Regions from separate parts of the Homo sapiens genome. Here region 2 is linked to region 1. The links are chromatin loops, found by intact Hi-C in ENCODE. Cell type or tissue: K562. All regions are shown on one strand. Links, peaks and the distances in the headings refer to the core of each region. The heading gives the core; the rest is flanking DNA.

Region 1 (12,134 bases), core at 2,098-10,097:
TCAGATTTTTTTTTTTCAAAATTGAGCAAGAGTGAGAATGGAATGGTGCCAAGGGAGCAATTTTTCTCAGGATGTAATTGGAAGACCTAGCCATCATTCATATCTTCAGATTTGCATTGCTCCAGTTTCATCTGAAGAGCACCAGATTCAAAAAGTAGTCTCTGATTTTCTTCCTTAGAGGAAAAGCTAGTGTAAGGCTCTACCCATGATACAGAAGCTGGCAGAAGTTGAGACTTCTCGGTGCTGTATGTTCCCATTTGCAAGATCATCTGGAGGAAGTATTCAGGACCATCTACAAGGAAAAGCTAAGACTTGTCTTACTTAGAAAACATGGCCTTGTCTTTTTCAGCTATTCTTCATATTATCATGATGTCAGCAGAATTCTTCACAGGGATCACAGTAAATGGATTTCTTATCATTGTTAACTGTAATGAATTGATCAAACATAGAAAGCTAATGCCAATTCAAATCCTCTTAATGTGCATAGGGATGTCTAGATTTGGTCTGCAGATGGTGTTAATGGTACAAAGTTTTTTCTCTGTGTTCTTTCCACTCCTTTACGTCAAAATAATTTATGGTGCAGCAATGATGTTCCTTTGGATGTTTTTTAGCTCTATCAGCCTATGGTTTGCCACTTGCCTTTCTGTATTTTACTGCCTCAAGATTTCAGGCTTCACTCAGTCCTGTTTTCTTTGGTTGAAATTCAGGATCCCAAAGTTAATACCTTGGCTGCTTCTGGGAAGCGTTCTGGCCTCTGTGAGCATTGCATCTGTGTGTCGAGGTAGATTACGCTAAAAATGTGGAAGAGGATGCCCTCAGAAACACCACACTAAAAAAGAGTAAAACAAAGATAAAGAAAATTAGTGAAGTGCTTCTTGTCAACTTGGCATTAATATTTCCTCTAGCCATATTTGTGATGTGCACTTCTATGTTACTCATCTCTCTTTACAAGCACACTCATCGGATGCAACATGGATCTCATGGCTTTAGAAATGCCAACACAGAAGCCCATATAAATGCATTAAAAACAGTGATAACATTCTTTTGCTTCTTTATTTCTTATTTTGCTGCCTTCATGACAAATATGACATTTAGTTTACCTTACAGAAGTCACCAGTTCTTTATGCTGAAGGACATAATGGCAGCATATCCCTCTGGCCACTCGGTTATAATAATCTTGAGTAATTCTAAGTTCCAACAATCATTTAGAAGAATTCTCTGCCTCAAAAAGAAACTATGAAGAAGAAGAACAATGTGAACTATTTCTTTCCTTGATTTAGATTCAATGGACTTACTTGGGTTTTGTATGCTGACTCACCCTCTCTCTGGTAATTTTCTGCCAGTGTCTGACCCCCAGGACAAGTGAGGCACTAATTTTGATGTTGGATGGGTGGGATATGTCTTTTTTTCACGACTTATATGCTTAAAACTACTGCGATGGTAATACATTTAAGTAACAATACTTGCACTGGAGTATAGTTACATTTTAGAAATAAAAAAAATACTAAGACTTCATTTGGCTGACCAAGGTAGTTCTTTTAATCTCTCTACCCAAGTCATTGGGAAGCACCTGCTTTAAACAAGAAAAAGTATCTTGATTTAGTTCAAGAATTGAAACAATAAAATAATTTGGCTTTAAGGACATTTAAGTATTTTTCAAAGAGATTCAAATTTTATGTTGAAACTGTCTGTCATAGCAATGTCCCCAGCAATACTGGTTATGGTCTTACATTGCTTTTGATTTCAGATTGGTAGATCATAAGATGCAAATTGAGTTGGCATGCATATGCATACATAAACACAATCCAAAGTCTCAATTTTTTTACAAAACAGAAATATTTTTCAACTCTCAGGAGTACTAAACTCACTCCCAGAAAGAATGTTGAGGAGGTTGCTGACAGCCAAATCCCAGTGAACAAATGTTCAACAACAGGTATCTTAACTTCTTTCCAACTAAGAATTTTGTCTGGAGTATGACAGCATCAAATGCCTTGAAGTCAAAAGTAAAACAGGTCTCTGTTTACTCTTGAAAGCTCTTGCTAGATGTGAACTGATTCTGCTCTTTAAGGATCTTGAATAGTCTTACTTTAGGAAAGAAAAATGTGTTTTGCAGTATCTGACATCACTTAGGATATCTGTTTAAATCTACAAAATCCACACTGGTGCGGTGGCTCATGCCTATAATCCCAGCACTTTGGGAGGCCGAGGTGGGTGGATAACTTGAGCCCAGGAGTTTGAAACCAGCCTGGGTCACATGGCAAAAAACCATCTCTACAAAAAACACAAAAACTAGCCAGACATGGTGGCACATGCCTGTAATCCCAGCTACTTGGGGACTGAGGTGAGAGAATTGCTTGATCCCAGGAGGTTGGAGTGAGCCGAGATTGTGCTATTGCACTCTAGCCTGGGCGGCAGAGCAAGACCCTGTCAAATAAGTAAGTAAATAAATCTATAAAATCCTTATTGGCTTTTGAAGATAAAGGATATGTAGTGTTTTAATTGTAAATAAATTGCTATTAAAGTAGATTAAAAGTTGCTGGGATGAGGAAAAAAACTAAATATGTGTAGGAATGTGTGCAATGATTTGCTAACAGATAAAATAAAATTTAGAATCTGTATTAGCAATTCCCTGACTATACTCTGAGGGAGAGGTTCTCAAAGTTGACCAGACATCAGAATCCCCTGGAAGGCTTGTGAAAACACTGATTGCTGGGCCCTACCTCCAAAATTTCTGACTCAGCAGGTTTGAGATAGGGCCTAAGGATTACCATTTCTTATGAGTTTCCAATGATACTCATGCTCTTGGTCTGGGGCCACACTTTGAGAACCGATTTAGTCACTGTACTACAGAGATTAAGAACCTGGCCTCAGGCCAAACTGGATGGGTTTGCCTCCTGACCCAGCTGCTTATTAGATGTATAATCTTGGGCAAGCTGTTAGACTATCTTTCTACATTTCTTCATCTGTAAAATGAGATAATAAAAGTAACTACTCCCAAAGATTGCTGTGAGATTTTGCTGGCAAGTATAAAATACCTAGAACAGTGCCTGGTCCACAGCAAAGATCAGTTAAGACCAAATATTGTTCTATGTCAAGAAAAATGTTCAATTGCCACTATCAGGAAGGCACGAAGATTATTTCTTAAACTTTCCTAGTGTTTGAAATTGGACAAATAAAACTGAAATTCTACATTAGTACTTGAGAAAAAGAGGTGCAGTCTACTTCAGTTTAGAATGGTAAATAGGGTTAGTATTGGATGAGTCATAAAAGAGAATAAATGAGCATTTTGGAATGCTGTAAAAGGCAACAGGCTAAATAAGGTAGTGAAACAGGAATTATAAACCACTGGAGGATGACAAATAGACTATAAGCATCTTAGGGTGGGAGTGGAGGAAGGGACCAAGAGGCTGAAAGGTGAGGTAAAAGTGAGGAGAGAAGGCAATATTGACCATTTTGCCTGGGTCCTTTGGAAAAGCTGCTGATGGTGGGATCCACACTGGTCTCAGCTGTGGTGCACTGTGGTGTACATGGTGCATGATGGATGCTTGACCTGGTAAGTAAATATGGAACAAGATAATTCCTTCTCTGAAGTATCACTCCCACTTAGTCAAGGGAGCATATTTTAATCTCTGTGACTTGAACATAGATAATTGAAGAAGGAGGTGTCTAACCATAATAAATTTAAGAGGCTCCTTAGAAAAAAGGGAGAGAAAAAACACAAATTAACAAGCAAGCTCTGAACATCAGAAGTGCTGACACAGACAACCTCAGACTTGACAAGCAGCCAAATTTATTATAGGCACAATATGATAGCATCGTACATTATTAGGTGTATTTTACTCATGCATAGCCCTACTTTGTAAACAAATCACTGTGAATTGACCTCTATTTCCCTACAGCAATAACTGATCATCTGTTTAGAAATACATATTCTAGAATTTATTGAGGTTCTGTGGTGCAATAAGCATGACTGTCCTAAAATGACATTGAGAGCTCACCTTTGGCTGCCTCATCACTGAGAAAATTAGAATTTGGGGCTGCTACCTCCTCCTAGTGGTAAGGCTGCTTTCAAACTCAACCTACCACTGAACTGTTAGCCCTTTCCCTTGAAAAAGAGGAATGCAACTTCACACAGGTCCCCAAAGTCACCAGGTACCGATAGACAACTTTTCCCAAACAACACCTCCACGCACAGTTGACATCCAAACTCAGTAAAGATGGTGCCCAGATAACCTGTTAGTCAGTCTGTTCTGCCCGTCTTCTCCCATTGATAAAATTGCTCTCAGGCTTGCTCTGTGGTAAAGGAGAATGTCAAGAGGAGGAATTCTTACCACCCAAAATGTTCACCCACCATGTGTCCAACAGAGTGTCCTGGGCCTGGTCATTCATCCGGGGGATATTAAAAGGATTAGACCACACAAACACACTCATTTTTTTTCCTCATCTTACGCTGTAAATTTGTTACTCATGAAAGTCTATTCCCTATCCCACACTGTGTGACATGTCAGATGGTGGCCACAAAGTGGCTGTTTTGCACAGCTCTTTCAAGGATTAAATTCAGGCATGTCTAATCTCCAATGTCCAGTCTTAAAGCACCTCACCTTCCCAATAGGTTTCCAAAGGGTGCCAGCTCATTTCCCACTGCCAGTCGTCTTATTGTGCTGATATGTAATTAATATGGCTTTATGAACCTGAATTTATGTAAATATGTTATTTTACTATCCTCTCACCTTTCTTAAGCTTCAATTCTTACCTAGTTGTGTTGGTTATTTCCAGTTTGGAAATCCCCTTTGAAAGAGAAAGAGACAAAATAGGAGTTAGACTGTTTAGCTACATTATGGCATTAGTTGATATTACTTATTTTTTCCAAGTAAAGAAAGTCTCTTGTTTTTATTTTCTTTTTCGGAACACTATTTAAAGCCTATTTTACTTCTTTTTTAACTTATAGAATATTTCAAGTTGCAATTATCTGTTCTATGAAAAAATTATTACCACAGTAAATTTTAAGTTATTCCATTTATACAAACATATGTAATTCAAATAACTTACTTAAAAGCGTTCATGTTCCTTAATGCCTAGAAATACAGAAATCAGAGTGTTGAGGTTTTCATTTGCCACAACTTGTTGCGTTCCCAAATTTGTGGAGCTGAGAAACTCAAAAAAAATTTTTTTTTTTTTTGAGACGGAGTCTCACTCTTTCGCCCAAGCCAGACTGCAGTGGCGTGATCTCGGCTCACTGCAAGCTCTGCCTCCCGGGTTCACGCCATTCTCTTGCCTCAGCCTCCAGAGTAGGTGCAACTACAGGTGCCCGCCACCACACCTGGCTAATTTTTTGTATTTTTAGTAGAGACGGGGTTTCACCGTGTTAGCCAGGATGGTCTCGATCTCCTGACCTCGTGATCCGCCGCCCTCGGCCTCCCAAAGTGCTGGGAATACAGGCGTGAGCCACCTCGTCTGGCTGAGAAACTCAAAATTTCTAACTCTAAATTTCTAATTTGGAAATTCAGAAATATACATTCAGAATTACCTACCTGAGAGGAGACTTTTGGATGGTTCTACATATAATTGAAGTCAGTTGGCCACAAAATAATGTTTACATATTAGAAAATTCCAAGAATGCATTCATGAGAGCATTAAAGAAAATTCCAGAATGTTGCTTATGCTGTTCGTCCATCCAAACTCCTTTCCCTTCTTCTCCCCTTTTATTAAGTACTCTACTGTCATCAAGGGTTAGTAATGATCTCAGATGCTCTAAGAAATCTTTGGAGACATTCTCAAGCTTCAGAGACCTTCCTCTCACTAATTTCTCATGAGAGTAACCGTCAGGACAAATCACTTGGCATTTAGCACCTTATCTCGTGATGTATTCTTATAGGTTTGTATCTTTTCTAGCCAATTACTTATAATTTACTTGAAATCTGGAGTCATAATCTATTTTTGTACCCTAAACAACTAATAACAGTGAACTAAACATAAGTAGGTATTTGTATATATGCTTTTGATAAAGAACCATATGTATCTCTATGCAAAAAACAATGAGGCATAAATCAGATAGCATAAAGATAGGTTAATTCTATTTCCAAAACTATAAGAGATTTAGTCAATTCAACTTTACTGCCGTTTTCATTAGAAATAAAAACACCTTAAAATTGAACATCAGGGAAAATAATACAGAAAAAATTTTGGCTTCTTAGTTTATAAACTAGGACAAAATTATAAGTAATTTACTGCCACCTGGTGGCAAACTTTCACTTTAAATAAAATGAACAGTTAAAAGAAAGACTCCAGCCATTGTGGATCTTTGTCTAGGAAATTTTATATTCCGTTAGAAAAATATTAGAAGAGAAGTTAATACCCAAGTCATAGGAGATTTTGGACCAAAGAAGAGTAAGTAACTAGCCCGAATCAAATAAACTGTAAAGAAAAAAATCAAAATTATTTATGGCGGGGGGAGGAGCCAAGATGGCCGAATAGGAACAGCTCCGGTCTACAGCTCCCAGCCTGAGCGACGCAGAAGACGGGTGATTTCTGCATTTCCATCTAAGGTACCGGGTTCATCTCACTAGAGAGTGCCAGACAGTGGGCACAGGTCAGTGAGTGCGCACACCGTGCGCGAGCAGAAGCAGGGCGAGGCATTGCCTCACTCGGGAAGCGCAAGGGGTCAGGGAGTTCCCTTTCCTAATCAAAGAAAGGGGTGACGGACGGCACCTGGAGAATCGGGAAAATCGGGTCACTCCCACTCGAATACTGCGCTTTTCCCACGGGCTTAAAAAACGGTGCACCATGAGATTATACCCTGCACCCGGCTCGGAGGGTCCTACCCCACGGAGTCTCGCTGATTGCTAGCACAGCAGTCTGAGATCAAACTGCAAGGCGGCAGCGAGGCTGGGGGAGGGGCGCCCACCATTGCCCAGGCTTGATTAGGTAAACAAAGCAGCTGGGAAGCTCGAACTGGGTGGAGCCCACCACAGCTCAAGGAGGCCTGCCTGCCTCTGTAGGCTCCACCTCTGGGGGCAGGGCACAGACAAACAAAAAGACAGCAGTAACCTCTGCAGACTTAAATGCCCCTGTCTGACAGCTTTGAAGAGAGCAGTGGTTCTCCCAGCACGCAGCTGGAGATCTGAGAACGGGCAGACTGCCTCCTCAAGTGGGTCCCTGACCCCTGACCCCTGAGCAGCCTAACTGGGAGGCACCCTCCAGCAGGGGCACACTGACACCTCACACTGCAGGGTACTCCAACAGACCTGCAGCTGAGGGTCCTGTCTGTTAGAAGGAAAACTAACAAACAGAAAGGACATCCACACCAAAAACCCATCTGTACATCACCATCATCAAAGACCAAAAGCAGATAAAACCACAAAGATGGGGAAAAAACAGAACAGAAAAACTGGAAACTCTAAAAAGCAGAGCGCCTCTCCTCCTCCAAAGGAACGCAGCTCCTCACCAGCAACGGAACAAAGCTGGATGGAGAATGACTTTGACGAGCTGAGAGAAGAAGGCTTCGGACGATCAAATTACTCTGAGCTACGGGTGGACATTCAAACCAAAGGCAAAGAAGTTGAAAACTTTGAAAAAAATTTAGAAGAATGTATAACTAGAATAACCAATACAGAGAAGTGCTTAAAGGAGCTGATGGAGCTGAAAACCAAGGCTCGAGAACTACGTGAAGAATGCAGAAGCCTCAGGAGCCGATGCGATCAACTGGAAGAAAGGGTATCAGCAATGGAAGATGAAATCAATGAAATGAAGGGAGAAGGAAAGTTTAGAGAAAAAAGAATAAAAAGAAACGAGCAAAGCCTCCAAGAAATATGGGACTATGTGAAAAGACCAAATCTACGTCTGATTGGTGTACCTGAAAGTGACCAGGAGAATGGAACCGAGTTGGAAAACACTCTGCAGGATATTATCCAGGAGAATTTCCCCAATCTAGCAAGGCAGGCCAACGTTCAGATTCAGGAAATACAGAGAACGCCGCAAAGATACTCCTCGAGAAGAGCAACTCCAAGACACATAATTGTCAGATTCACCAAAGTTGAAATGAAGGAAAAAATGTTAAGGGCAGCCAGAGAGAAAGGTCGGGTTACCCTCAAAGGGAAGCCCATCAGACTAACAGAGGATCTCTCGGCAGAAACCCTACAAGCCAGAAGAGAGTGGGGGCCAATATTCAACATTCTTAAAGAAAAGAATTTTCAACCCAGAATTTCATTTCCAGCCAAACTAAGCTTCATAAGTGAAGGAGAAATAAAACACTTTACAGACAAGCAAATGCTGAGAGATTTTGTCACCACCAGGCCTGCCCTAAAAGAGCTCCTGAAGGAAGCGCTAAACATGGAAAGGAACAACCGGTACCAGCCACTGCAAAATCATGCCAAAATGTAACAACCATAGAGACTAGGAAGAAACTGCATCAACTAACGAGCAAAATCACCAGCTAACATCATAATGACAGGATCAAATTCACACATAACACTATTAACTTTAAATGTAAATGGACTAAATGCTCCAATTAAAAGACACAGACTGGCAAATTGGATAAAGAGTCAAGACCCATCAGTGTGCTGTATTCAGCACACTCACGTGCAGAGACACACATAGGCTCAAAATAAAAGGATGGAGGAAGATCTACCAAGCAAATGGAAAACAAAAAAAGGCAGGGGTTGCAATCCTAGTCTCTGATAAAACAGACTTTAAACCAACAAAGATCAAAAGAGACAAAGAAGGCCATTACATAATGGTAAAGGGATCAATTCAACAAGAAGAGCTAACTATCCTAAATATATATGCACCCAATACAGGAGCACCCAGATTCATAAAGCAAGTCCTGAGTGACCTACAAAGAGACTTAGACTCCCACACATTAATAATGGGAGACTTTAACACCCCACTGTCAACATTAGACAGATCAAGGAAACAGAAAGTCAACAAGGATACCCAGGAATTGAACTCAGCTCTGCACCAAGTGGACCTAATAGACATCTACAGAACTCTCCACCCCAAATCAACAGAATATACATTTTCTTCAGCACCACACCACACCTATTCCAAAATTGACCACATACTTGGAAGTAAAGCTCTCCTCAACAAATGTAAAAGAACAGAAATTATAACAAACTATCTCTCAGACCACAGTGCAATCAAACTAGAACTCAGTATTAAGAATCTCACTCAAAACCGCTCATCTACATGGAAACTGAACAACCTGCTCCTGAATGACTACTGGGTACATAACGAAATGAAGGCAGAAATAAACATGTTCTTTGAAACCAACGAGAACAAAGACACAACATACCAGAATCTCTGGGACGCATTCAAAGCAGTGTGTAGAGGGAAATTTATAGCACTAAATGCCCACAAGAGAAAGCAGGAAAGATCCAAAATTGACACCCTAACATCACAATTAAAAGAACTAGAAAAGCAAGAGCAAACACATTCAAAAGCTAGCAGAAGGCAAGAAATAACTAAAATCAGGCAGAACTGAAGGAAATAGAGACACAAGAAACCCTTCAAAAAATTAATGAATCCAGGAGCTTGTTTTTTGAAATGATCAACAAAATTGATAGACCGCTAGCAAGACTAGTAAAGAAAAAAAGAGAGAAGAATCAAATAGACGCAATAAAAAATGATAAAGGGGATATAACCACCAATCCCACAGAAATACAAACTACCATCAGAGAATACTACAAACACCTCTACGCAAATAAACTAGAAAATCTAGAAGAAATGGATAAATTCCTTGACACATACACTCTCCCAAGACTAAACCAGGAAGAAGTTGAATCTCTGAATAGACCAATAACAGGATCTGAAATTGTGGCAATAATCAATAGCTTACCAACCAAAAAGAGTCCAGGACCAGATGGATTCACAGCCGAATTCTACCAGAGGTACAAGGAGGAATTGGTACAATTCCTTCTGAAACTATTCCAGTCAATAGAAAAAGAGGGAATCCTCCCCAACTCATTTTATGAGGCCAGCATCATTCTGATACCAAAGCCGGGCAGAGACACAACCAAAAAAGAGAATTTTAGACCAATAGCCTTGATGAACATTGATGCAAAAATCCTCAATAAAATACTGGCAAACTGAATCCAGCAGCACATCAAAAAGCTTATCCACCATGATCAAGTGGGCTTCATCCCTGGGATGCAAGGCTGGTTGAATATACGCAAATCAATAAATGTAATCCAGCATATAAACAGAGCCAAAGACAAAAACCACATGGTTATCTCAATAGATGCAGAAAAGGCCTTTGACAAAATTCAACAACACTTCATGCTAAAAACTCTCAATAAATTAGGTATTGATGGGACATATTTCAAAATAATAAGAGCTATCTATGACAAACCCACAGCCAATATCATACTGAATGGGCAAAAACTGGAAGCATTCCCTTTGAAAACTGGCACAAGACAGGGATGTCCTCTCTCACCACTCCTATTCAACATAGTGTTGGAAGTTCTGGCCAGGGCAATTAGGCAGGAGAAGGAAATAAAGGGTATTCAATTAGGAAAAGAGGAAATCAAATTGTCCCTGTTTGCAGATGACATGATTGTATATCTAGAAAACCCCATTGTCTCAGCCCAAAATCTCCTTAAGCTGATAAGCAACTTCAGCAAAGTCTCAGGATACAAAATCAATGTGCAAAAATCACAAGCATTCCTATACACCAACAACAGACAAACAGAGAGCTAAATCATGAGTGGAATCCCATTCACAATTGCTTCAAAGAGAATAAAATACCTAGGAATCCAACTTACAAGGGATGTGAAGGACCTCTTCAAGGAGAACTACAAACCACTGCTCAAGGAAATAAAAGAGGATACAAACAAATGGAAGAACATTCCATGCTCATGGGTAGGAAGAATCAATATCGTGAAAATGGCCATACTGCCCAAGGTAATTTACAGATTCAATGCCATCCCCATCAAGCTACCAATGCCTTTATTCACAGAATTGGAAAAAACTACTTTAAAGTTCATATGGAACCAAAAAAGAGCCCACATTGCCAAGTCAATCCTAAGCCAAAAGAACAAAGCTGGAGGCATCACACTACCTGACTTCAAACTATACTACAAGGCTACAGTAACCAAAACAGCATGGTACTGGTACCAAAACAGAGATATAGATCAATGGAACAGAACAGAGCCCTCAGAAATAACGCCGCATATCTACAACTATCTGATCTTTGACAAACCTGAGAAAAACAAGCAATGGGGAAAGGATTCCCTATTTAATAAATGGTGCTGGGAAAACTGGCTAGCCATATGTAGAAAGCTGAAACTGGATCCCTTCCTTACACCTTATACAAAAATCAATTCAAGATGGATTAAAGACTTAAACGTTAGACCTAAAACCATAAAAACCCTAGAAGAAAACCTAGGCATTACCATTCAGGACATAGGCATGGGCAAGGACTTCATGTCTAAAACACCAAAAGCAATGGCAACCAAAGCCAAAATTGACAAATGGGATCTAATTAAACTAAAGAGCTTCTGCACAGCAAAAGAAACTACCATCAGAGTGAACAGGCAACCTACAAAATGGGAGAAAATTTTTGCAACCTACTCATCTGACAAAGGGCTAATATCCAGAATCTACAATGAACTCAAACAAATTTACAAGAAAAAAACAAACAACCCCATCAAAAAGTGGGTGAGGGACATGAACAGACACTTCTCAAAAGAAGACATTTATGCAGCCAAAAAACACATGAAAAAATGCTCACCGTCACTGGCCATCAGAGAAATGCAAATCAAAACCACAATGAGATACCATCTCACACCAGTTAGAATGGCAATCATTAAAAAGTCAGGAAACAACAGGTGCTGGAGAGGATGTGGAGAAATAGGAACACTTTTACATTGTTGGTGGGACTGTAAACTAGTTCAACCATTGTAGAAGTTGGTGTGGTGATTCCTCAGGGATCTAGAACTGGAAATACCATTTGACCCAGCCATCCCATTACTGGGTATATACCCAAAGGACTATAAATCATGCTGCTATAAAGACACATGCACACGTATGTTTATTGCGGCATCATTCACAATAGCAAAGACTTGGAACCAACCCAAATGTCCAAGAATGATAGACTGGATTAAGAAAATGTGGCACATATACACCATGGAATACTATGC
Region 2 (12,134 bases), core at 2,396-10,395, 63 kb before region 1:
GCAGTGGCATGATCTCGGCTCACTACAAGCTCTGCCTCCCAGGTTGACGCCCTTCTGCCTCAGCCTCCCAAGTAGCTGGGACCAAAGGCACCCGCCACCATGCCCAGTAATTTTTTGTATCTTTAGTAGAGACAGGATTTCACCATGTTAGCCAGGATGGTCTTGATCTCCTGACCTCATGATCCACCTGCCTCGGCCTCCCACAGTGCTGGGATTACAGGCATGAGACACCAAGCACAGCTGCCTTGTAGTATAGTTTGAAGTCAGGTACTGTGATGTCTCCAGCTTTGTTCTTTTTGTTTAGGATTGTCTTGGCAATGAGGGCTCCTTTTTGGTTCCATATGAACTTTAGTTTTTTCCAATTCTGTGAAGAAAGTCATTGGTAGCTTGATGGGGATGGCATTGAATCTATAAATTACCTTGGGCAGTATGGCCATTTTCACAATATTGATTCTTCCTATCCATGAGCGTGGAGTGTTCTTCCATTTTTTGTGTCCTCTCTTATTTCCTTGAGCAGTGGTTTGTAGTTCTCCTTGAAGAGGTCCTTCACATCCCTTGTAAGTGGTATTCCTCGGTATTTTATTCTCTTTATAGCAATTGTGAATGGGAGTTCACTCATGATTTGGCTCTCTGTTTCTGTTCTTGGTGTATAGGAATGCCTGTGATTTTTGCACATTGATTTTGTATCCTGAGACTTTGCTGAAGTTGCTTATCAGCTTAAGGAGATTTTGAGCTGAGACAATGGGGTTTTCTAAATATACAATCATGTCATCTGCAAACAGGGACAACTTGACTTCCTGTTTTCCTATTTGAATACCCTTTATTTCTTTCTCTTGCCTGATTGCCCTGGCCAGAACTTCCAACACTATGTTGAATAGGAGTGGTGAGAGAGGGCATCCCTGTCTTGTGCTGGTTTTCAAAGGGAATGCTTGCAGTTTTTGCCCCATTCAGTATGATATTAGCTGTGAGTTTATCATAAATAGCTCTTATTATTTCGAGATACATTCCTTCAATACCTAGTTTATTGGGAGTTTTTAGCATGAATGGCTGTTGAATTTTGTCGAAGGCCTTTTCTGCATCTGTTGAGACAATCATGTGGGTGTTGTCATAGGTTCTGTTTATGTGATGGATTACATTTATTGATTTGCATATGTTGAACCAGGCTTGCATCCCAGGGATGAAGCCCACTTGATCATGGTGGATAAACTTTTTGATGTGCTGCTGGATTCAGTTTGCCAGTATTTTATTGAGGATTTTTGCATTGATGTTCATCAGGGATATTGGTCTAAAATTCTCTTTTTTTTGTTGTGTCTCTGCCAGGCTTGGTATCAGGATGATGCTGTCCTCATAAAATGAGTTAGGAAGGATTCCCTCTTTTTCTATTGATTGGAATAGTTTCAGAAGGAATGGTACCAGCTCCTCTTTGTACCTCTGATAGAATTCGGCTGTGAATCCGTCTGGCCCTGGACTTTTTTTGGTTGGTAGGCTATTAATTATTCAGAGCCTGTTATTGGTCTATTCAGAGATTCCACTTCTTCCTGGTTTACTCTTGGGAGGGCGTATGTGTCCAGGAATGTATCCATTTCTTCTATATCTTCTGGTTTATTTGTGTAGAGGTGTTTATAGTATTCTCTGATGGTAGTTTGTATTTCTGTGGGATCAGTGGTGATATCCCCTTTATCATTTTGTATTATGTCTATTTGATTCTTACCTCTTCTGCTTCTTTATGAGTCTTGCTAGTGGTCTATCTATTTTGTCGATCTTTTCTTAAAACCAGCTCCTGGATTCATTGATTTTTGAAGGGTTTTTTTGTGTCTCTGTCTCCTTCAGTTCTGCTCTGATCTTAGTTATTTCTTGCCTTCTGCTAGCTTTTGAATTTGTTTACTCTTGCTTCTCTAGTTCTTTTAATTGTGATGTTAGGGTGTCGATTTTAGATTTTTCCTGCTTTCTCTTGTGGGCATTTAGTGCTATAAATTTCCCTCGACACACTGCTGTAAAAGTGTCCCAGAGATTCTGGTATGTTGTGTCTTTATTCTCATTGGTTTCAAAGAACATCTTTATTTCAGCCTTCATTTCGTTATTTACCCAGTAGTCATTCAGGAGCAGGTTGTTCAGATTTCATGTAGTTGTCCAGTTTTTAGTGAGTTTCTCAATCCTGAGTTCTAATTTGATTGCACTGTGGTCTGAGAGACAGTTTGTTATAATTTCTTTTCTTTTACATTTGCTGAGGGGTGCTTTACTTCCAATTATGTGGTCAATTTTAGAATAAGAGTGATGTGGTGCTGAGAAGAATGTACATTTTGTTGATTTGGGGTGGAGAGTTCTATAGATGTCTATTAGGTCTGCTTGGTGCAGAGCTGAGTTCAAGTCCTGGATATGCTTGTTAATCTTCTGTCTTGTTGATCTGTCTAATATTGACAGTGGGGTGTTAAAAGTCTCCCATTACTATTGCGTGGGAGCTTAAGTCTCTTTGTAGGTCTTTAAGGACTTGCTTTATGAATCTGGGTGCTCCAGTATTGGGTGCACATATATTTAGGATAGTTAGCTCTTCTTGTTGAATTGATCCCTTTACCATTATGTAATGGCCTGCTTTGTTTCTTTTGATCTTTGTTGGTTTAAAGTCTGTTTTATCAGAGACTAGGATTGCAACCCCTGCTTTTTTTTGCTGTCCATTCACTTGGTAGGTCTTTCTCCATCCCTTTATTTTGAGCCTATGTGTGTCTCTGCATATGAGATGGGTCTCCTGAATACAGCATACTGATGGGTCTTGACTCTTTATCCAATTTGCCAGTCTGTGTCTTTTAATTGGAGCATTGAGCCCATTTACATTTAAGGGTAATATAGCTATGTGTGAATTTGATCCTGTCATTTTGATGTTCGCTGGGTATTTTGCCTATTAGTTGATGCAGTTTCTTCCTAGTATCGATGGTCTTTACAATTTGGCATGCTTTTGCAGTGGCTGGTACCGGTTGTTCCTTTCTATGTTTAGTGCTTCCTTCAGGAGTTCATGTGAGGCAGGCCTGGTGGTGACAAAATCTCTTAGCATTTGCTTGTCTAAAGGATTTTATTTCTCCTTCACTTATGAAGCTTAGTTTGGCTGGATAAGAAATTCTGGGTTGAAAATTCTTTTCTTTAAGAATGTTGAATATTGGCCCCCACTGTCTTCTGGCTTGTAGAGTTTTTGCAGAGAGATCCACTGTTAGTCTGATGGGCTTCCCTTTGTGAGTAACCTGATCTATCTCTCTGGCATCCCTTAACATTTTTTCCTTCATTTCAACCTTAGTGAATCTGACAATTATGTGTCTTGGGGTTGCTCTTCTCAAGGAGTATCTTTGTGATGTTCTCTGTATTTCCTGAACTTGAATGTTGTCCTGTCTTACTAGGTTGGGGAAGTTCTCCTGGAGAATATTCTGAAGAGTGTTTTCCAACTTGGTTCCATTCTCCTGGTCACTTTCAGGTACACCAATCAAATGTAGACTTGGTCTTTTCACATAGTCCCATATTTCTTGGAGGCTTTGTCCATTTCTTTTCACTCTTTTTTCTCTAATCTTGTCTTCTCATTTTATTTCATTAATTTGATCTTCAATCACTGATACCCTTTCTTCCACTTGATCAAATCAGCTATTGAAGCTTGTGCACGTGTCATGAAGTTCTTATGCCATGGTTTTCAGCTCCAACAGGTCATTTAAGGTCTTCTCTACACTGTTTATTCTAGTTAGCCATTCATCTAACCTTTTTTCAAGGTTTTCAGCTTTATTGTGATGGGTTAGAACATGCTCCTTTAGCTCGGAGAAGTTTGTTATTACCAACCTTCTGAAGCCTACTTCTGTCGACTGGTCAAAGTCATTCTCCATCCAGCTTTGTTGTGTTGCTGGTGAGGAGCTGCAATCCTTTGGAGAAGAATAGGTGCTCTGGTTTTTGGACTTTTCAGCTTTTCTCCTCTGGTTTCTCCCCATCTTTGTGGTTTTATCTACCTTTCATCTTTGATGTTGGTGACGTACAGGTGGAGTTTTGGTGTAGATGTCCTTTTTGTTGATGTTGATGCTATTCCTGTTTGTTAGTTTTCCTTCTAACACATTCCCTTAGCTGCAGGTCTGTTGGAGTTTACTGGAGGTCCACTCCAGACCCTGTTTGCCTGGGTACCACCAGCAGAGGCTGCAGAACAGCAAATATTGCAGAACAGCAGATATTGCTGTCTGAATCTTCCTCTGGAAGCTTTGTCCCAGAGGGGCACCCACCTGTATGAGGTGTCTGTTGGCTCCTACTGGGAGGTGTCTCCCAGTTAGGCTACATGGGGGTTAGGGACCCATTTGAGCAGGTAGTCCGTCTGTTCTCAGAGCTCAAATGCCATGCTGGGAGAATCACCACTCTCTTCAGAGCTGTCAGACAGGGACATTTAAATCTGCAGAAGTTTCTGCTGCCTTTGGTTCAGCTATGCCCTGCCCACAGATGTGGAGTCTATAGAGGCAGTAGGCCTTGCTGAATTGCGGTGGGATCTGCCCAGTCTGAGCTTCCCGGCCGCTTTGTTTACCTACTCAGGCCTCAGCAATGGCAGATGCCCCTCCCCCAGCCAGGCTGCAGCCTTGCAGGTTGATCTCAGACTGCTGTGCTAACAATTAGCAAGGCTCTGTGGGAGTGGGACTCACCAAGCCAGGCAGAGGAGAGAATTTCCTGGTCTGCCGCTTGCTAAGACCACCGTAAAAGTGCAGTATTTGGGCAGAAGTGTGCCGTTTTTCCAGGTACACTCTGTCACGGCTTCCCTTGGCTAGGAAAGGGACATCCCCCTACCCTTTGTGCTTCCCAGGTGAGGTGACGCCCTGCCATGCTTTGGCTCGCCCTCTGTGGGCTGCACCCACTGTCCAACCAGTCCCAGTGAGATGAACCAGGTAACGCAGTTGGACATGCAGAAATCACCCATCTTCTGTGTTGAACATGCTGGGAGCTGCAGACTGGAGCAGTTCCTATTCGGCCATCTTGGAACAGAACCCCAATTTCTTTTTATATGGTTTTCTTTAACAATTTTAGCATATTTAAGACAGTTTTATTTAAAGTTTTTGTCAAGTAAGTCCAATGTCTGTGCTTCATCAGGGATAGAAATCAGATTCTTTCTAATTTCTCCAATTAATGGGCCATATTTTCTTATTTCTTTGTATTCTTTATAAATTTTTGTTGAAAACTAGACATTTTGAATATTACAATGTGTTAACTATAGAAATCAGGTTCTTTCTATTCCTCATGTTGGATCTGTAGTTTTCTGAGAGTTGTGATTATTTATCCAGTGACTTATCTGTACTGTTTTTGTATGGTTTATATTCTTTGTTATGTATGGTTTCAGGAATCTCTGTTCTTTTTGCCTGTGGTTAACTAGTGTTTTTAAGAGATTTTCCTGAAGTCCTGGGGAAAAAAAAGAAGAAGAAGGACAAAACAAGATAAAAGAAAGAAAAAATAATAAGGAAAAAAATTCTTCCAGGCTTTATAGATTGGCTCTGTGTTGGGGCAATGCTTCAATGGTTGGCCAGGCCTTCACAATGCTTCCTTATATTTCACTTCTTGCTTGCTCTGAGACTAAATTTCAGCCAGAGGTGAAGGTCTTCTCGGGTCTCTTCTGAGCATCCTTTTTCCCTGGGAATGTATGTGGCTTTACAGACTCCACAGTATACTGGCACTTTTCAATGCCCTAATTTTCCCCAAATAACTCTTTCCACATTTTTCCCCCAGGTTTTTAGAGTCTCTATTATTTGTGTCAACTGAACTCTCTCACCCCAGATGGCATGAAGTTTTTTCATTTGATTTATAATGTTATTGAGGAATGTACTCTGCTCAGCCATTTTTCTGCCCTAAGAGACTTCTGAGTTGCACAAAACAAAGGTGAATACCTTGAGTCTGTCCTCCAGGAAGCTACACGACAGGACAAAACTACCAAACAAAGTAATAATATTTATGTTTAAGAATAAGTTCTACTACTCTGCCCTTTCCGGAACCAGGAACCAGGGTCTTTTATTGAGAATGCAGTCTGCTGGCTTCAAAACTGTCATTGAGTCGGGGTAGGTGGGAGGCAAGGGCAAGTAAAAATAATGCAAAGCTTTTGTGCTTTTTTTAAGTTGGCTTTTTCTAGAATCAGCATTTGCTAGGTTGCTGTAAAACAAGAAACCATATGTTTTAATACATTTTTTTAAAGAGTTCTGTGACACAGTTATAATAATTAAAAGGGCAACTGTTTCCTTAGTTTCTCCTAATTTTCCTTTACCTAAACTTTGTCTTTACATTATCGTATGTTCCATTCACTCTCAAATGTACCTATTGTTCTTACCCACCAGCTCATACATAAGTATCTCCTCCAGTCCTGATCTTTTTCCTGAGCTTCATATTCATACCATCAACAAATGAACACAAAATGACCAAGATTCAACTCATAGCATACCACCTGTAATCTACACATCTGGCCATTGTCTGGATTGTGTCTAAGGTTTAGCCTCCACTCCTAATACTTCCTGCTTTGTACATCCGCATAATGAAAACTAAACTTTACTCTTGTCTCAATACATTTGTTTTTATTTCATCATGCTGAAATTTTATCTGTTTATCTCATCCAATATACTATAAGCCATTCATATGTGATTACCCAGTACCTAACTCAATATTCAATATTGATAATAAATATTGATGAACTGTATTAACTAATGAAAATTGTAATACTCCAGTCATATCCATAGGTGGCAGTAAGCTCCTAAAATTATGAGGAAAGTGGTCTGTGTCTAAACATAATTAATCACAGAAGTTAAAATGTTAAAATGACCTGGTTTAACTTATATTTTGGTCTTTTCATGCATACCAACTGCATAAGCTTTCACTTTTCAGAAATATTAAGCAAGGAGAAGAGAATACAATCTATTAAACTAGGAGCTCTTTGAAATGTTTTTCTACCTTAATTGCTCAGTTTTCAGACTCACCTATGACACTTCCTCACTCCTTTCAGCCTTCTCATTTGAGTATAAACTCAGTGCCAATTTTATCTAGAAGAAACTGATATGAAGAGTTTTCAGCCAACATTTAAAGCAAAATACAAGTTCAGTTTAAATAATTTGAATTTCTATTTTTCCTAATTCTTTGGATATTCTATAACAAGTGTACAAAGCAATATGAGATTTTTAAAGATGATCTTGTTTTGATAATGAACAAGTTATTTTAATATAAATTCAGCAGTTTCCTCTGGAATCCATTTTGCTACAATACTACAAGTATGCCTATATAGATATACCCTGTAAGTAACAACTAGTTTATAAAATGAAATGTCACATCACCAAATTATCTGAGACCGTATTTTTCCACTTAAGTTATCAAATAACAATAAGACATCCATATTCCATCTGGGTTTACTAATTTATCAAGGCCTACTGAAAATTCCTATTTCTGAAAAAAATCTTCCTATGTACTTTAAAATTAATATTCTCTGGACTTCAAAATTATTTTCCAAACAATGGGCTTTGTTATCTACTCACAGATGCATTCTGGGATTAGTGTATGAGTTGCAGATGATTTTCCTCATAAAAGATTTTATATGTAGCCTCTGGATCTGGCTTCTATATATTTGTTTGGTAGTTCCTGAGCAAATCTGTGAAGTTGGTTTAATATATTTTTGGTATCTTAACTCTTTATCTTGACAAGGGACACTCTGCCTACCCCATATGTTTTATTCAATCATGCTATATTGCTTTTCCTTAAGTATACCTTAATTAATTTCTAAGAAGTTATTTATTATACCACTAATGTATCATATCATAATCAAGAATAATTTAAAATCAATAACAAAAATGAACACAAGATTTCTATGGCTCTTATTTCCCATATGTATTAGTCTGTTTTCACAGTGCTATAAGGAACTACCTGAGAATGGGTAATTTATAAAGAAAAAAGGGGCCTGGTGGAGTGGCTCACGCCTGTAATCCCAACACTTTGGGAGGCCAAGGCGGGTGGATCACCTGAAGTTAGCGGTTCAAGACCAGCCTGGCCAACATAAATCCCATCTCTACCAAAAATACAAAAAATTAGTGGGGCATGGTGGTGGACACCTGTAATCTCAGCTACTCTGGAGGCTGAGTCAGGAGAATCTCTTGGACCAGGGAGGCGGAGGTTGCAGTGAGCTGAGATCACACCATTGCACGGAAGCCTGGGCAACAGGAGCAAAACTCCATCTCAAAAGAAAAAAAAAAAAGAAAGAAAAAAGGTTTAATTGACTCACAGATCCACATGGCTGGGGAGGCCTCAGGAAACTAACAGTCGTGGTGGAAGGTGAAAGGAAAGCAAGGCATGTCTTACATGGTGGCAGGAGAGACAGAGAGTGCAGGGGGAACTGCCAAACACTTTTAAGCCATCAGATCTCATGAGAACTCACTCACTATCATGAGAACAGCAAGGGGAAAACTGCCTCCATGATCCAATAACCTCCCACCAGGTCCCTCCTTCAACATGTGGAGATTACAATTCAAGATGAGATTTGGGTGGGGACACAGAGCCAAACCATATCACCGGGTAACCAATTATTGCCACAAGATATAATTTACCTTCTATTCTCAGATGCTGATTTACCAAGGAAGGTGATCACACTTCCCAAAACACTCTCTTGTCACCTTAGGCCTCAGGGAAGAAAGATAGGAGGAGGAAATACATATTAATGTTGCAACAATAGGATCTCTTTTCCTCTGCCTCTATGACAGGTTTCAGAAATGGAAGACAGAGAACACTTTATACAAACACATGTGGTTAATAATGGTCTATATACTGGTGATTGCAAAATCTTGTTCAGTGCTAACCACTACCCTGAGTCAAGACCTATAGATCCAAATGCTCATTGAGCAGCTGCCTCCTAAACCTCAGGAAACCAATGTGTTCCCTCAGGACTTCTATACCATTCACACACCCACTTCAACATTTCTCTTCATGATCTCCTGTTTCAGAAATCATTCCTTTATTTCCACTGAAACAGAAGCCTGGAAGACATCTTTGACCCTCTCTACTTCATCCCTGTAGCCATTCAGCTTTTAAAACGTGTCCTTTTCCCTAATATCACTGCAGTCTATTCACTTTTTTGCCTTCTCTGACAATACATTATCGTATATGACTATTGCATCTCACCAGGCTGATGAGGACACTAACTCGCCTTCTTCTCTTTATTTGTGCTCTCTCACCTCTTTAAGCTCTTTCAGTGGCTCCACAGGTAACCTACAGGAGTCTACAGCGTTAGCTACTCTTTAACCTTATTTCTCTTTAAGTCTCCTACTCCAATACAACCCTCCAGTCACAGTAAACAACTTGAGATTATGGACACTGACCAATCCCTCTTGTACTTCCTCACAATATTGGATCTCTGGTCTCAAGTATTTCTCTTCTTCACCTTTACCTGGCTTTCTCCTATCTAAGCTTAAGCCTCAGCTGTAACACCTTATTCTCCTTAGAATTTTCTTAACCTACTAAGAAGGATTCTCACAGCAACTGTCCTTAACATTCTCACAGCTCTTTTACCCACTGCATTAAAAATCCCCCTTTTCCTGTCTAATCCACCGAACTGTGAGGTCTGTGAAGATGACTGTTTCTGAGTCAACGTTATCCTCAGGGTTGGCTGAATGCCTGAGACACCATTGATACTCAACACAAACTTGCCTGATTTAATTGAATCTAGCAAAACTATGAATTTTACTTATGTGGAATGATAGGTCCGTGTCCTCAGCGGACAAAATTATTCAGCAGATTCAAAAGGGAGCTAGGAATAAAGTCCAGGCCAGAGCTCCAGCAGTCAGAGCTGCCTGTGTGGCACCAGCTGCGAGACCTGGCTTCAGATGCATGAGGGCGCCAAACTGCCTGCTAAAAAGCGGAACTGCTTTGTCCTCTCAGTTAAATTGTTCCCTTCAAATACTTACTAAACAAAGAGAAAATCTAGTTAATACATATGATCTTTCCAAATTGGCTCTAATTGCCTCTAGGCACTGTTAGGCATAGAAAATTTTCTATAGTTAAATGCATTTTCAAGAGTCTGGTTGTTTCAAGTCACGGTGTAGTTTATTCCAGACTACACTTTCTCATCATTGCACTATTTCAGTAATACCACCTGGTCATGTAAAATCTCAATTATGGTTTCAGTAGTAGTGGAAAAATTAATTCTATTAAAATGCTTAGATGATCTAATTCTGAAGGGTTCAGTTAGAGCTTAAGTATACATGAATATATGAAGAAGAGTTGAAGTAAATATGAAGGTATGATATTTTGTGGGAATAAAACAACATTTTAAAGTCACTTTCCTATAATAATCTATAAAATTTGTGCTAATTAAATCTTAATAAGTTTGCTATGATATGGGTGGGGAGTACTGAACATGCCAGATTGTTAAACATATCAAAAATATGAAAGAAATATTTCAAAATAATGGAGGGTAGCTATTCCCATGAGCTTATAAATCATATTAGAAAGCAATAATTACTTTAAAATTAGGTGTAAATAGCCTTAAATACATAGGGGAATTTGGAAAGCAAGAAATAAAACTTCTCGAATAATTGGAAACATGAGTTATCTCATAAACTATATTGGGATAAATGGCTAAACATTTGAGAAGGAAATAATGCTGAATTTCTAATTTATTTCTTACACAAAACAGAGCAAGATCAAAACCTCAAATACAAAAAAGTAAAATAATAAAAATAACACAAAGAAATTTTTTTAATTGTTAGATTCAGAAGATCTTTCCAAGTCAAAAATTAAGCCCGAGCCAGGCACGGTTGGTCACACATATAATCCCAAAACTTTGGGAGGTTGAGGTGGGAGGCTTGCTTGAGGCCAAGAGTTCCAAGACTAGCCAAGGCAACACAGTGAAACCTCATCTCCTCAAAAATCAAAACAAAACAAAAAATTAGCCAAGTGTGATGGTGCACACCTGTAGTTCCAGCTGTTTAGGAGGGTGAGGTAAATATTCCAGGCTTGAGCCTGGAAGTTGAGGCTGCAGTGAGCTGAGACTGTGCCACTGCACTTTAACCTGGACATCAAAGTGAGACCCTGTCTAAAAAATAAAGAAATAAAATGAAGTCCAAAGTCCAAAAGAGAATATTGTCACAGTGCAAAATTTGGAAACATTTAAATATCAAACAACATCATAAATAATATTACAAAGGTCAGAAAGAAAAAACAAAATAAGAAACAAACGCTTGCAAAATGTCTATTCCCCAAAATTCACCTATGAATTTAGAGCTAATCTAATAAAAATACTAGTAAGTTCAACTGAGGATGTATTTATAGTTTATTTTTTTGTTTGTTATTTGTGTGTGTGTTGTGTATTATTTTACCTCAATGCCAATCAGTATTGAGGTAAAAATGAAGTTACTTTAATAGATGGCTTATTGCAATTCATAGCATATAGAAACTGTTTCTAATGTTTTAGATGTCTCCACCTGGTCATGTAAAACTTCAATTATGGTTTAAACAGTAGTGGGTCAGTTAATTAAATTAAAATACAATACTTACATGATTTAATTTTAATAAGTTCCCGGAATTGATATTATATATTTAAAAATTAGATTAAAGCTATCTATATTTTGGAAACTATTTTAGGAATTAAAATAATATAAAATTTCAAATGTACCATCAAGTAACATATTCAACTAAAAGACATGAGTCAGAATTATTTTAAAGAGAGAAAACACATCAGATGTCCTGTTCTACCTGTGGATGTTCAGGGGTTTGCTGCTTTAAACCTAAATCAAACCTGCACATCTCCCTGCTTCCCTGAGCCCTCACAGCTCACCCCTCCTACTGCCTTGGGGTTTTGAGGATGCAGGGGATGCCCTGACCCTCTAGGGCCACTGCCCTGGGCTGCATACAGAAGAGTACGCTCTAAGAGGTCACCTGCAAAAAGCTGGATTTCAGACTCTAACTCAGCCATTTTTGCTTATTATGATCATTTGACTTTCTTAGATCATTGAGCTTTCTCTCAGTTGACAGAGTTGCCAAGCAACTCTCTTGAGCTATTTTTTCAACCTTGATGAAGGAAATGATGTTTTCCAATTGTTTCTCTAAGTCTTTGGCCATCATTCTGTAGAAGTCAATGTTTAGATATTTGCATATACCTCGGGACGTTTCTATTTCTAAGCAGT

Evidence for each region. Peaks named below come from ENCODE experiments on the same cell type or tissue, not always from the same donor. Only the 100,000 strongest peaks of a DNase experiment are listed, where the experiment ranks them.
Region 2: it touches region 1 in a loop (8-fold over the local background); 31 of 110 quality-filtered maps call a loop at or near these places.

What each region holds. Positions count from the first base shown.
Region 1 is chr7:12,490,765-12,502,898 of GRCh38, forward strand. It overlaps LOC105375156 (a long non-coding RNA gene), which reads right to left and starts at 5,747. Exons shown (of 8, transcript XR_001745093.2): 1 at 5,532-5,747; 2 at 5,050-5,075; 3 at 4,754-4,788; 4 at 3,450-3,550; 5 at 1,101-1,234; 6 at 725-829. It also overlaps a transcript of C7orf78 not described here and the pseudogene TAS2R2. RefSeq lists a silencer at 2,679-2,973 and an enhancer at 6,158-6,786. In K562, for the core only: CTCF peaks have their summits at 4,050 (motif pointing left) and 6,261 (motif pointing left); DNase peaks (open chromatin) are centred at 2,837 and 4,067; H3K4me3 peaks cover 698 bases.
Region 2 is chr7:12,427,506-12,439,639 of GRCh38, forward strand. It overlaps LOC105375155 (a long non-coding RNA gene), which reads right to left. Exons shown (of 3, transcript XR_927036.2): 2 at 6,951-7,023; 3 at 5,891-6,135. It also overlaps the pseudogene LOC100419641. Among named protein-coding and RNA genes, the nearest start is that of VWDE, 30 kb to the left of the region's middle. In K562, for the core only: CTCF peaks have their summits at 6,707 and 9,840; no DNase peak of the experiment used is centred there.